Regions from separate parts of the Mus musculus genome. Here region 2 is linked to region 1. A link is a loop called in an ENCODE intact Hi-C map of the cell type or tissue named here. Cell type or tissue: heart. All regions are shown on one strand. Each heading gives the region's core, and the rest is flanking DNA. Links, peaks and the distances in the headings are about the cores only.

Evidence for each region. Hi-C counts contacts between places; a loop is a spot of excess contacts. Peaks named below come from ENCODE experiments on the same cell type or tissue, not always from the same donor. Only the 100,000 strongest peaks of a DNase experiment are listed, where the experiment ranks them.
Region 2: a loop joins it to region 1, with 3.0 times the contacts of the local background. A loop is called at or near these places in 1 of 42 quality-filtered maps.

Annotation. Positions count from the first base shown.
Region 1 is chr6:113,464,936-113,472,112 of GRCm38, forward strand. Il17re (interleukin 17 receptor E) reads left to right here. Exons shown (of 15, transcript NM_145826.6): 8 at 780-955; 9 at 1,045-1,092; 10 at 1,174-1,219; 11 at 1,318-1,472; 12 at 3,502-3,570; 13 at 3,971-4,022; 14 at 4,095-4,193; 15 at 4,622-5,823. The coding sequence ends at 5,208. Il17rc (interleukin 17 receptor C) reads left to right here and starts at 6,520. Exons shown (of 18, transcript NM_178942.1): 1 at 6,520-6,852; 2 at 7,136-7,157. The coding sequence starts at 6,748. It overlaps Gm52872 (a long non-coding RNA gene), which reads right to left and starts at 4,669. Exons shown (of 2, transcript XR_003956348.1): 1 at 4,594-4,669; 2 at 3,018-4,244. In heart, for the core only: CTCF peaks have their summits at 4,333 (motif pointing left) and 4,670; DNase peaks (open chromatin) are centred at 4,196, 4,696 and 6,526; H3K4me3 peaks cover 2,019 bases; H3K27ac peaks cover 1,781 bases; H3K27me3 peaks cover 2,942 bases.
Region 2 is chr6:113,233,938-113,241,148 of GRCm38, forward strand. Mtmr14 (myotubularin related protein 14) reads left to right here and starts at 3,906. Exons shown (of 19, transcript NM_026849.2): 1 at 3,906-4,184; 2 at 6,348-6,496. The coding sequence starts at 4,029. In heart, for the core only: no CTCF peak of the experiment used is centred there; a DNase peak (open chromatin) is centred at 3,814; H3K4me3 peaks cover 2,142 bases; H3K27ac peaks cover 1,517 bases.

The sequences.
Region 1 (7,177 bases), core at 2,178-7,177:
AGAGAGAGAGAGAGAGAGAGAGAGAGAGCAGATGGCATGAGCACATTTCTTTGGGGGGAGCAGTGTCTAGCCATCAACCTGCAGATGAGCTCCCTAAGTGCTGAGCGTTGTGAATGGAGGAGTCTCACCCAGGGAGTGGTGAGTGAAAGGACCACCTAGAGACCTAGGCTCACTTCCCAGTTTTGCCATAGATTATCCCCAGATTCCCCCCTTTCCTTCATCAGTAAAATCCCAAACTATTGATGAGGCTTGAAGGAACTATTTTTCAGCAAAGTGGCTGGTATTGTCTAGAGTGCTGTGTGCACAGCACCGACCTTAAGAGAAAAACACTCAGATACAGGTAACAAAGCCTAGTCCTCAGGCAGGGTTATCTTCAAGGGCTGTCTGCAGGACGTCGTCATGGGGAAGGAGGAGCTTGAGACACTGTTGTGAGCAGAGAGGGTCTCAGGGGTGCCCTCGCCTGAGCTGAGCTCAGGAAATGGACAGGATTCAGAAAGAAGAGTCAGGGAAGAAGGCATTTAGCTTCTGAGAGGAGCCCGCACAGATTTTGAGTACGGGATGTTTTGAGTACAGTGTGGAGACCTGGAATGGAAAGGGAAAGGCAAGAAGGCCAGGTAGAAAGGTAGGTAGGGAAAGTGGAGGCATGCTCACCTGCTGAGCACCTTTGCGCAGGACTTGTGCTGGAACTTTGGTATTTTCTCCTGATGCCCTGGAGAGGGGTTGGGGAGATGGAGCTACAGCTGGGCTATGGCTTCATCCTTGGACCTGCCACCTCCCAGATGGCTCAGACTTCTGGCAGTCAATACGCTTCACTGACTACAGCCAGCACAATCAGATGGTCATGGCTCTGACACTCCGCTGCCCACTGAAACTGGAGGCCTCCCTCTGCTGGAGGCAGGACCCACTCACACCCTGCGAAACCCTTCCCAACGCCACAGCACAGGAGTCAGAAGGAGTAAGGGCAGCCACCTCCCTCCAGGACTGAGATGGGCAGGGGCAGGGCCCAGGGACCTTCTCCCTGACTAAGTCCCCTCTCCCTAACAGTGGTATATCCTGGAGAATGTGGACTTGCACCCCCAGCTCTGCTTTAAGGTACAACCATGGGCAGGGGGCTGGCCGTGGGAGAAGGGGTGGGACTGAACCCTGCTGACCTGCTATGCCTGTGTTTCTCAGTTCTCATTTGAAAACAGCAGCCACGTTGAATGTCCCCACCAGAGTGGTGAGTCAGTAGGAAATCCCCCCTCCCACATCTCACCCCCACTCGCCTGTGACCTCCAGGTCCAGAACTACCCAGCTCTGATCACCTCCCACAAACAGGCTCTCTCCCATCCTGGACTGTGAGCATGGATACCCAGGCCCAGCAGCTGACGCTTCACTTTTCTTCGAGGACATATGCCACCTTCAGTGCTGCCTGGAGTGACCCAGGTTTGGGGCCGGATACCCCCATGCCTCCTGTGTACAGCATCAGCCAGGTAGGGCCTAGCTAGGGTTTGCTTCCCACCAGGTCCTCTTGGCCAATGCGTATCCCTAGCCTTCCTGTTACTTCAGTGAGGCAGACCCTGCCTGCGTGGGTGGAGCCACAAAGCCCCCATCCCGGCATCTGTCATAGATTATTTTCTTGATTAACCTTGGATGACTAGCCCTCTGTCAATCTGTGGGACCTTCAGGAGGGAGTTCCTAAGCCTTTCAGTGCCTCAGTTTACAGAGAGAGCAGTGTCCCTTCTTCAGCTACTCTCCAGCCCACTGACGCCACTGCTGCATTTTGTGTGTGTGGTGTACGCATACGCATGTGTAGGTGTGCAAACCTGTGGGTGTAAACACAGAGACCAGAGGTCTTCTATTCATCTCTCTACATTATTCCTTTGAGACCAGGTCTCTCAGTGAACTTGGAGCTTGCTGTTTTCAGCTACGTTGGCTGTCCTGGGATTCACCTGTCTCTGACCCAGTGCTGAGGTTGCATGGATATATGGCTGTGCTTGGCTTCCCTGCACCTCCGGGCAGGGCTTCTCTATGTAGCCCTGGGTGTCCTGGAACTCAGTCTGTAGACTCAGAGATCCGCCTGCCTCTGCCTCCCAAGTGCTGGGATTAAAGGTGTGCACTACCACCACCACCACCACCACCACCACCATCACCACCACCGAGCTCTTTAAAAAAAAAAAACCAAAAACAAAAACAAAACAAACAACTCTGGATACTTAGGGTTTAAATTCAAGTGCTCATGTTTGCATAGACAATGCACCCACCAAGTCATTTTCTCAGCCCCACATTGTATATTGATGCTACCCCTCACCCCAGCTGTCCTCCCCAGGTCTCATGCCTCTCCCACGCACTAGTATAGAAGTTCACCAACTCTCTAGAGACCTCTAGAAGCTGAAGCACTCACTGTACAGTACTGCACTGGTGCCGCTCCACTGTGTGGGCTAAGAATAGGTTGACTCGAAAAACTAAAAAAAAAAAAAAATAATAATAATAGGTTAACTAGATGACTTTGTTCTGTGTATCTGATTTAAAAACCACAATCAGATTCACTCACAAACCCACAGTGATAAGCTGACCAAGCACGCAGTGCTCTCTACATACAGTTCTCTCTCAAAGGCTCCCTTGCAGCTAGGCTATTGCTTTGAGCTCTGTGGGCTCCCAAACAGACAGAGAGTAGCAAACACGTAATGATGAGTATCTACCAGCCTGAGACTGGAGTCAAGCATGTAAGGGGTGCAGAGTAGAGGCAGGTGGTGCTCCTGAAGGGTGGGGTTGGCTGGTCAGTCTTGTAACTAACTTATGGAAAACAGAGTGGAGTCACATCTCATCTGTGGACAGACAGCAATCGGTTCTCTCCGGTTCAATACACATTTCCCGGGCGCCTACTCTGCTCACCCTGCATTATGCACTAGGAAGTATAAGAAGAACATACAGAACAGGCTTCGGCCTCCATTTACCCATGTATATAAATACATACATATATCTCAGCTTAGTATATATGTGTGTGTGTATATCTATTTATGTAAGTTATAATTATATACACAACAATTATATATAAGTTTATTAAAGTATCCATATACATATTGCCATTTGATGCTCCCAGTAACCCACTAAAGATTATTGGCCCCCGCCTCCCATCTGCAAATAAAGAGTCTGCATCCAAGGCCACAGAAAGGACACAAACCCAGAATTAGAAAAGCTATAGTCGAGCCTCCGCCCAGCCTGCAGCCTCCGAAGCTTATTCTCCCCAGTGGACAAGACGCCTCTTCAGCTGTGTGGGTGAAGGGATGCACACAGGACACAGACAATGGCTGTGTCTCCCTCCATCCTCATGGTGGCACTCTGTGTGTGTTAACTCAGCCAAAGCAGCTACTATCTGAGGAAAGTCAGTGGTAGTTGGGGTGGCTGGGGAAGTTTTCTGGAAGTGTCACTGTGCCCTCTAATAGATTGGCTAGGTGAGTAGGTGAGACGCTATCAGATTTGCATGTATGGGGACAACCATTCTACTTTTTGTCCCCACAGACCCAGGGCTCAGTCCCAGTGACGCTAGACCTCATCATCCCCTTCCTGAGGCAGGAGAATTGCATCCTGGTAAGAAATCCTACCCTTACTCCTCACAGACCCCCAGCACAGAGTCCATTAAAGTGTTTGGTTTGCCCAAGTATTTTAAACTGGAATTAGCCATCACTAGTTATATGCTGTCTTAAAAACAAAACACTTATAGTTTGCCTTCCCATTAAAAAAAAAGAGGAAACTGAGTATTGCATGTCCACAGTGAGGTGTGGTGGCAAGGCCCAGCGCTCATTGGTGGCTGACTATTTCAGCTGGTCTGAGCTCTCCAGCCCAGGCCAGCTGTGGGAGCACCTGTGGTCTCACTGGCATGTGTATTAGACACAAAACTAGAGCTGCAGGAATTCCCAAGCCAGCGGGGACCCCTTCCCTGGGAGGAGGGGGTACGCTAGCTCACATGAGTGGGGCCCTGTGTCCTCAGGTGTGGAGGTCAGATGTCCATTTTGCCTGGAAGCACGTCTTGTGTCCTGATGGTGAGTTCTTGAGTGAGGAGGGGGGGAGCATGGGCACTCGAGAGATGGCTCGCCTTTACCTGCTTGATTCAGTCTCCCATAGACACCTCGGGCTCTTGATCCTGGCACTGCTGGCTCTCACCGCTCTAGTGGGTGTAGTTCTGGTCCTCCTCGGCCGGCGCCTACTGCCAGGTAAAATCACCTTTGGTCGTGGGAGATTCAGATGGTCCCAGCACTTTTTGACTGAGAGAGGGCCAAAGCACAGGCTGCTATGCTACTCTTAGGCCCCCTAGTGGGAAGGAATGGTTAAGGCAGGGCAAAGGGCTGTGGGTGCAGTTTGTCTGTGTACCACCATCCACCCTGCTGCAAAAGGCGGTGTTGGGGACGACAGGGCTATTTACTCTGCAGCCTGCTGTGCGTTAAAACCTTCACAGTTTCCTCAGCAGTTTGGGGAACTGACTCATTGCAATAAATCCTCATAAAGGACACATTGTGCATGCAGGACACCCTAGAATGTAGGCCAGAGTCCCCAAGGGGAGGGCTACGCTGGCTGTCCTCGCTACTCCCCCTCCTCTCCCAAGACGCCCCTTACCCTACTCAGCTGTTGCTCCGGTCCCTAGGCTCCGGTCGAACAAGGCCAGTTTTACTCCTACATGCAGCGGACTCAGAGGCACAGCGACGCCTGGTGGGAGCTTTGGCCGAACTGCTGCGGACGGCGCTGGGAGGTGGACGCGACGTGATCGTGGATCTCTGGGAAGGGACGCACGTAGCACGCATTGGACCACTGCCGTGGCTTTGGGCAGCGCGGGAGCGCGTGGCGCGGGAGCAGGGCACAGTGCTGCTCCTGTGGAACTGTGCGGGTCCCAGCACCGCCTGCAGCGGTGACCCGCAGGCTGCGTCCCTTCGCACCTTGTTGTGCGCTGCTCCACGTCCGCTGCTGCTCGCCTACTTCAGTCGCCTCTGCGCCAAAGGTGACATCCCCCGGCCGCTGCGCGCTCTGCCACGCTACCGCCTGCTTCGTGACCTGCCGCGCCTGCTGAGAGCACTGGATGCTCAGCCTGCCACCCTAGCCTCCAGCTGGAGTCACCTTGGGGCTAAGCGGTGCTTGAAAAACCGTCTGGAGCAGTGTCACCTGCTGGAACTTGAGGCTGCCAAAGATGACTACCAAGGCTCAACCAATAGTCCCTGTGGTTTCAGCTGTCTGTAGCCTCAGCCTGTGTAGCAACAGCAGGAACTCCAGAATGAGGCCTCACACATGTACTCTTTGGGGGTGCTTCTTGTCCCCCAAACCGTAAGACTCACCTTAAGTCCCACACTTGACCAACCTCCCTCACATTTGCTCCCTCTTAGAGTTCCTGAGAGGAACTTGGGCTTTCCTGATAGGTCCTCAGCCCTTTCTGAGAAGGAGGGACGATTTTTCCATTTCTTTTCAAAACTGAAAAAAAAAAAAAAAAAAAAAAAGACAACCATCTGCATCGAGCACTCCAGTTCAGGCTGGAGGGCTAGGCCAGGATTGGAAAGCAGGGCCTAAGTGTCAAGCGCTTGAAGGGGGTGGGGGCGGGGGGAGGTGCTCTGCTCGGCAGAGTTGAGAGAAACCCCGTCAGCCAGGAGTCCCTCACCTTCCCCAGAGGGAGGCCTCGTCCAGAGGTAGTTTGATTTGTTTGTTTGTTTGTTTGAGACTGAAGCCCACTGTGTAGCCCTTGATGGCCTGGAACAAAGAGGTTTATCTACCTGCCTCTGTCTCCGGAGTGCTAGGATTAGAAGCCTACATCACCCAATTGGTAAGAGAGATGAATAAAAGCAAACGTAGTAGACACATTAAGGAACAGTGTGCTGCTCTTGTGTGCCTGGGCCAGTCAGGAAGCCTGCCCTAAGCTTGTTCTAGAACAGCTCACCAGCCCAAGTCCTTTCATTCCCACAAGCATTGCCTGTGAAAGGCAAGGGGGACCCAGTGCCTCCTGGATCCTCTCCTCACTATGATTCTTCCAAGAGCAAAGGAAAACCGGAAGCTAGGCAGCATGGCCATCGCTCTCCTCCAGTGCCAGCAACAGCTCGACAGAACTCAGCCCAGTAAGGGGTCTCCCGGGCCTCACTGCCCCTCCGTCTCCCCTGAACCTGGGCCAGGCAGTGGGGAGCTCACTTTCTGGTGCCCTTTGACAGCAGCCCGTTGTCTTCAGAGCTCCTGTTTCACGAGGGTCACTGTCACTGAGACCCAGGGAAGAACCTGAGCATAGTAAGAGGGGACCCAGTGGACCTTAGGATCCCAGGGTCATACAGGAAGTGGAAACACCCGGCATGCCACAAGCCTGGGGTCTTTCTGACCAGATCGATCAGAATCTTTGTTTTTTGGTGAGATCCGGGGTAGGAGTTCCTTTACACAGTAGTGAGTCCAGCTGTGCTGCCTTCCCAGGGCTCCTCCCAGCCAGGTACCAGCCAAGGAGGAGGAGGAGAAGCCACCACCCAGGTCCAAAGCTGCTGGCTCCTAAGCCTGGAGTTGGTGGGAGGGACGGGACAGGGCGGGGCGGGAACAGCCACTGCCTGCTGGGAGCCAAATCGAAAGCACTCCAGCTGAAACTGGGCCTGGAGTCCAGGCTCACTGGAGTGGGGAAGCATGGCTGGAGAGGAATTCTAGCCCTTGCTCTCTCCCAGGGACACGGGGCTGATTGTCAGCAGGGGCGAGGGGTCTGCCCCCCCTTGGGGGGGCAGGACGGGGCCTCAGGCCTGGGTGCTGTCCGGCACCTGGAAGATGCCTGTGTCCTGGTTCCTGCTGTCCTTGGCACTGGGCCGAAACCCTGTGGTCGTCTCTCTGGAGAGACTGATGGAGCCTCAGGACACTGCACGCTGCTCTCTAGTGAGTCTGGGACTATGGGAGGCTGGGAAAGGCTCAGAGTTAGAGTTCAGTCTCTGCCTCATCACAGCCCGAGTCTGGCTCCTGTCACTGCCTCTATCAGAACTGCCCTGTCTGGTCTGTCTGGTGCTGATGGGGGAAGAGAAGATGGAAAGGGGACAAGAATTGGTCTTTTCTTCAGGGAAGGGCTTAGGACAAGGAGCGCTGGAAGGAGATAGGCAGTGGCTAGGGGGCTGTCAAGCAAGGAAAGGCGCTTGAATTGAATTGACTTTTTCTTCCTTCCCAGGGCCTCTCCTGCCACCTCTGGGGTAAGTATTGCTACTTGAAA
Region 2 (7,211 bases), core at 1,067-6,066, 230 kb before region 1:
GAGGGTACCAGCAGGAATACCTGAGATGAACCACTCATTCATGTAGCCCAGACTGCAAAGCACTCGAGGCTCGAAGGCCATAATACTTTTGTCTGTGCTTCCAGGTGCAGCGTCTTCCTCAGCTGCAATCACTCCTCCCTAAGGAGGAATTTGTGAATGTCAATCTAGCTCTTGCTGGGCAGCAGTATGGTGCCTGATACGATAGGCCAAGGCTGGAAAGGAAATACTTATTTGAATTTAGTTTTAAGAGACTCTCCTTCTGTAGCCCAAGCTGGAGTCAAACTGAGAGCAATCCTACTGCCACAGTCTCTCAGGGGTTAGAACTATATGTGAGACTATGCACTTTTCCTTGTTGGAATCTTAATGGGAAGAAAGGGACTATGCAAAGACATTTATGCCCACATGTAGTCATTTAAAAAACATGTCATCCCTGACTTAAACCAAAGGTGATAACTTTTCAATAAGTTTCTTTGAATCTATTAGGTATTCTTCTAAAAAAATGTTAAAATAAAACTTTTGATATTAAAGCACCTCTAAAATAAAAGGGTTTATTGAGCTGCTCAGATCCAGCAAAAAACAAAAACAAAACAAAAAACAAAAAACAGCCCTGAGACAGATTTTTACAATTTACAGCAGTTGGGCTAGATGGAAATTGGGAAATATCACGGGCATAGGAATAGTAGTACACCTTTTGTGTGTGTGTGTGTGTGTGTGTGTAGGGAGCGGGAGAGGGAGAAAGAGGGGAGAGAAGGAGAGAGAGAAAGAGGGAGGGGGGAGAGAAGTTGAGAAGAAAAAGATTTTTTACTTCTAATTTACACTAAGCACAAAATCTCAGAGCTGGTATGTAGTTCAGTGGGCGTAGTGTTTGCCTACCTTGCAGGAAGGCCTCGGTTCCACCCCAGTATTGCAGAACAGGTGGAGTGGCATGTAATCCCAGCTCTCAGGAAGTGGAGACCAGAAGACCAGGAGTTCAAGGTTATCAAGTTTGATATGTATGAGACCCCATTTCAAAAATACTTTAAAGTCATTTTTAAAAAAACAGTTGGGAACTAGACATGGTGGCACCTGAATGTTAGCCTGGAACTCCCTGGGTATCTCAGGCAGGCTTTGACTCTCAGTCCCTTGTCTCTGCTTCCTGAATGCTGGAGGGAGAGGTATACACTATCCTGGACTACATAGTGAATCCCGGGCCAGCCTGCGGATACACAGTGAGTCTATGCCCATGATCCCCAAAGAAACAAAACCAAATGAAGAGGGGGGAAGGAGGAGGAAAGAAAAATGGGTAAAAGATGTTTACAAGCACCCAAGAGAGAATATTCAAATCAGCAATAAATATGGAAAAGGTGATCAGCTTCATTAATCAGGGATATGCAAATTCAAACCAAAATTAACTCTACCCAAGAAGCCAGATGCAGGAGAGGACACGTTGTCTGATTCCATTTATAGGAATGTCTAGTGACAGAAAGCAAGTTGGTGGCCGTCTGGGGGTGGCGCTGAGTGAGAGCAACCAGCAGAGGACGAGGGTGTTTTCTGGGGTGATAATATAATTGGAGGATCACCTCCGAATGAGGATTTTATACTTTGTCAACAGTCACAATTAAAGCGGCTGTATTCACGCGTATGTATTCTATATTTCAGCTTGAAATATAAAGAAGCTTGATTTTTGGCCAGATTCAGTTTTTATCTAGAGCCTGGGGTAGGAAGGTTCTTGGAGCCGCAGAGTCTATTGCCAGTCTGGGTAATATAGTGAGATTCTGTTACCAAAATTAAAAGAGGAGCTCTGTAGAGTTCAGTTGGTACAGTGTTTGCCTATCTACTCAAGCCTTAGGTTTGATTCACAAAGGTCTCTAGCACTGCTAAACTAGACATGTTACTACATGCTTGTATCTCCTCAAGAGGAAGAGGCAGAGAAGTATAAGGTGATCCTCAGCTACACAGGGACCTTGGGGCCATCCTGGGCTACATAAGACCCTCTGGAATGGAGGAAGGGTGGTTGCTTTTTGTCTGTTTGTTTGTTTTTTGAGACAGGGTTTCTCTGTATAACCCTGGCTGTTCTGGAACTCACTCTGTAGACCAGGCTGGTCTCAAACTCAGAAATCTGCCTGCCTCTGCCTCCCAAGTGTTCAAGTGTTGTGATTAAAGGCGTGCGCCACCACACCCGGCTGCATTTTTTTTTTTAAAGCCCAATAAGATATCACTAGTAGGGCTGGTGAGACAGTGTGTGTGTATTTACCAAAAATATCTACAAAATAACTCATAGCAACAGATTTTTTTGAGAGTCGCACACTGTAGTACCACAGCTGGTCTTGATGGCTCCTTTGTCTTTTTGCCTCAGCTTTCGGAAGGCTTCACTCACAGGTGTAAGCCATTGCGATTGACTAGAAAAATCTTAGAGACATTATGTTTGTTCTACTTTTGTTGCTATGATAAAAACAAAAGCAAGCCAAGAAGAGGTTTATTGAGCTCACACTGTCACATCAGTGACATCATCATTGAGGACCATCAGGCAGGACAGGAACTCAAGCAAGAACCTGGAGGCAGAAAGTGAAGCAGAGGCCATGGAGAAATAAACACTGATTACCAGCTTGATCCCTGTAACTCTCTCAGCCTGCTTTATTCTACAACCCAGGACCACCTCTCCAAAGTGGATACCTCCCTCTGCATCAATTAGCAATCAAGAAAAGGCCCCACAGACATGCTCAGAGGCCAACCAGGTGGAGGCAATTACTCAACTGAAGAGTCCTTTCCCCAAGTTGGGAAGCAAGAATAATCATCACAGTTTAGAAGACGAGACTAAATAATAATTTTTTTAAAAAATGCATATTTTGATTCTATTTGACCATCGCCAAAAGGGAAAACTAATTTCCAGTATTAGAATTCAGGACAGGACCTAGTTGAGCATGAAGAGTGACTGACAGTCAGCAGGGGTTGTGGTTTGTGTTTTCCTTAGATTTCTTTACAAATCTAAGAAAATGAGTACTTTTAGGCACTATGTTAACTTACTATGTTTTCACAGCATCAATTTCATTTTGAGAGTTTTCTTTCGACATAAGTTATAGCTTAATCAACTGTCTGACTGATGGCCAAATGAGCAATTCTCCCTCAGATATACAATACTGAAGGAGGCCTTAACACCTTCTCTCTAAACATCAATACTTGGGGGTAGATAGTACACACATCTTCTGAGACTAACAATTCTAGGAATTTGGGACTGATATTTGAGATTCTCAGCACCCAGAAAGTGGAGGCAGGTGAGTCAGGAGTTCAAGGCCAGCCTTGGCTATACCACAAATAATTACCTACATCAAACAACAAACACCAGCCCAATACACAAACAACTCCCTAGACAGGGAAGAACTGAGCAGGAGATTGGCACGTGTTGATTTATGATGAAAGCAGCTGATAGGAAAATGAAGGAACATTATTATCTACACTTTTTTAAACATTTTTAAAAAATTAAGGTGTGGTCTGGGCTAGTCTCAAATGCCTGATTCTCACGCTTCATCCTCTGGCGTTTGCCTACTGACACCAGCTAGAAAATCTTTTTAAATAAATAGGATGATGGTCCACGCTATATTGGCAGGGACGTCCATAAGAGCAGTGGAGAAGTGCTGTTTGAAATGCTGTTTTGATTCTTGCAGCTCTCGTCTTCTTGCTGCCAGCACTAACTCAGGCCTCCGGCGGTTCCTTCCTCTCTTGTTGCCAATGGTTCCCGCCTTTCCCCTCCCCGCAGCCGCGGTGGTTTAGCCCGGCTTCCCCCGGGGAAACCCCTTGGGCGGAGCGCGGCCCCCGCCGTGAGGCCACTTGGATCCCTCCGCGTCAGGGGTGGGCCGGGGACCTGTGGGCCGGGCACGAACCCCGGGCTCTGATTGGCTGCGGCGGGAGTAAACATCCGGAGAGGTGGGGCGGGGCCGGAAGTGGAAGAAGAAGGCGGCGGCTGAGTCGGTTCAGGAGGTTTTAGAGCCGGAGTCCGAGCTTCAGGTGCCATGGGCTGGGGGAAGGCGCCCTGAGGGGACTCGAGGCTGTGCATGGCGGGTGCTCGGGCCGCCGCCGCCGCCTCGGCGGGTTCCACCGCCTCGTCGGGCAGCCCGCCGCCTCAGGAGCCCGGGCTCTGGGAGCTGCTGGAGGAGTTCTCCCGGACTCAGTACCGTGCCAAGGACAGCGGCGGGAAGAGCGGCTCTAAGGTGAGCCCCAAAGGTGCAACGACCTGAACTGGTCCCTGGCCTGAGTTACCGAGGGAAGACTGTGGTTCGGGATGGGAGGAGAGCTGGAATGAGACCTCCTTGGGGAGGCACGGGAGAGGAACTTATCCAGGATATGGACTCAGAGAGTAAGGATCCGGCTTTACACCAAAGAGGAGGACCGAAGCTCCTTGTGGGTTTTGGGGTGGGGGGTTGCTTTAACAGGGGTTTGGAGGTCAAGGGTCGGAGTTGTGGGCCAGGTGCAAAGGTTAGACAATAGGAACGCTACCCTTCGTGAGCCTAGGAGGGGTTACCAACAGATTCAAAACAAAAAACAAAACCCCTAAAATCTAAGTAAAAATGGGGAAGAGACTCCTCTGGACCAGAGATCAGAGTAGAAGTCTGGAGTAGTGTGACATTATGGAGCCCAGAGAACAGCGGAGTGTGTCACCTCCTTATAAGGTACCAGCATGACTTAGGCCCTTCCCTTTCCTTTCCTGTAGAGCAAGAAGAGAACCCACATTCCCTTTCTGTTCCTTTTATCAGAAGTCTCTGTCCGTTGTCCCCCCACCCCGGGAATTTCCCTCTGCCCTAGTCACCAGGCCTGAAAAGAGAGCTGCTGATCTGGTCGAGGCATACTGACCTCAGCACTGATAGACCCGGCCCTTTCTCTTTCCCAGTGTGGCATTACACATTGGCGTTGGTCTCTGTGCTGGGCCATAAAACTGGTTTGGCCCCAGAGGTTACCTAGGGGCTGAGACATCTTCTATTAATCTCTGAAGTAACAACCTAAGAAAGATCACTAATGTGGTATTATCGGACCAGACAATTAAGTACCTTTCAGATTATAATTGGCATCATTTGGAGCTCTTGTTAAACACAAAGATTTCTGGTCTTAGATTCTCTTAAAGCACAATGTCTGGGGAGGCAGACCCTAGAATTTGTACTGTATGTTCAGAAAAGCCTTAAATGCGTTATCCCAACCAAGGCCAGTCATGCACTCCTGTCCTTCTGTCTCCACTTCCTAGGTGATGGGGTTACAGGTGTTTACCCTCATGCTTGGTTTCTGTGGTGCTGGAGATTGAACACAGGTTTTTATGCATGCCAGACCGGCATTCTACCAGCTGAGCTACATCACCAGCCTTGGTGTGTGTTGAGGCGTGGTTTTTTGTCTGTGGCCCTGGCTTGGTTTCACAGTCATTATCCCAGGATGGCTTGTAACTAATAATCCTCCTGCCTTAGCCTCCCAAGGACTACATACACGTGTGAGCCACCACAGCTGACTTCGAGGGCAATCTTTTGAGTGGTTATAGGAGGTGTGTGATTTTGATGGATCTCACTGCCCTCTGAATGTCTGTGAAGATTAGAGTTTTACAAGTTAAACCTTACTCTCACCACAACTGGTCTTAATACTGCTCCAGGCTTCATGATCTCTTGCAAAGTTCTTGATGTGTTACAGGCGGTAAGCTTTTCTTCCAGTGGGCTTTTCACTGAACTGTGAACAAAAGGATTAATTTTAGAAGGGAGCCTTGCCTTTAGTTTTATAAGCAGATGGTATGTAAAGAGACAACTGTCTGCAGCTTTTACTGATTTTGCTGACTAGAGCTTCTTTATTTTTGTAGGTGTTGTTGAGACATGGTCTTGAGATATATAGTAATTCATATATAAATATACACACACACATGCACGCACACACTGAACTCGGCATCCTCCTGCCTCAACATCCCATGTAATAAGATTGTAGATGTGCACCATCGTGCCCAGCTGACTGGAGCTTCAACTGGAGTTTCTGGGGCTGTAGAACAGAAAAAAAGATTTTTTGGTGTTAAAAGAACATAATGTGTTAATGCTATAATAGTAACCTAAAGCAACAGTTACTGTTGCTTTGTTTTTTGGGACAAGGTCTCACTATGTGCCCAGCCTCCCTGTGACTCCACAGTCTTCTGTGCAGTGAGGCTAACGGGCTTAGGTACCACCTGAAGCATGCCACACGTGAGTTAATATAGAGCCCACGGTCCAGCATCATGTTTCTTCCCAGCCTTGAATGATGATCACAGAATTGCTTGTCACTCACTCCCAGGGGCCTCTTTGGATCATGGGCCACTTAAGCTCATGCCCTCAGAACCTGAGAATTCTCTTCAGGCTCAAGTCTCCTTCTCTATGCAGGTTGAACGCATTGAGAAGAGATGTCTGGAGCTATTTGGCCGTGACTACTGTTTCAGCGTGATTCCAAATGTGAATGGTGATATCTGCGGCCACTACCCCCGCCACATCGTATTCCTGGAGTATGAGAGTTCTGAGAAAGAGAAAGACACGTGAGCATCCTGTGACTGTAGTGTGCATGTCGGGTGGACCTCAGAGGCTCATCCCCACGGTCAGGAGACTGGGCAGGGCATGCTCACTTTGCTCAGGTGGGGTTAGTTCCTGGCATCTTTACGGACTTAAGGTTTGAGTTTGATTGGCCAAGTAGTACAGCTTCAGATGAGAAGTGGAGAGTCCCAGCCCTGCAGCTTTCACCCCTCTGTTTGACCTCACTGACCTAAGACAGCAGACATACTTTCACCTCTCTGAACAACTTCAGGGCCATCTTTTGTCTTTAGTAGGTGTAGTTGGAAGGAATGATGACATATCAAGACAGACTGTATTTTATTGAGGTAGTACCCTCATGTAGCCTGAGTTGGCCATGCGCTCACTTTGTAGCCATAGGAATGATCTTTAACTTCTGATCCTCCTGCCTCCACTGCCTAAGTGCTGGGGTTACAGGCTTGTGCCACCATGCCCAGCTTTCAGGACATGCTTAGGGGTGTTTCCCATGCTTGTCTCTTAAGAGCCTGGGCCTACAGTCACACTGCTTGAGTTAGCATCCTACTACTTGTCCATTTTCTGACTCTGTAACTAACACTAGGCAAGTTTTTCATTCTTTGTCCTTAGTTTTTCTTTGATAATTCCCGGCCTCCTCATAATTAAGGCTTGCAAGGACTAATTAAAATTCTAGAAGGGTGGCTTGTGCAGTTCCTGATGATAAATTGT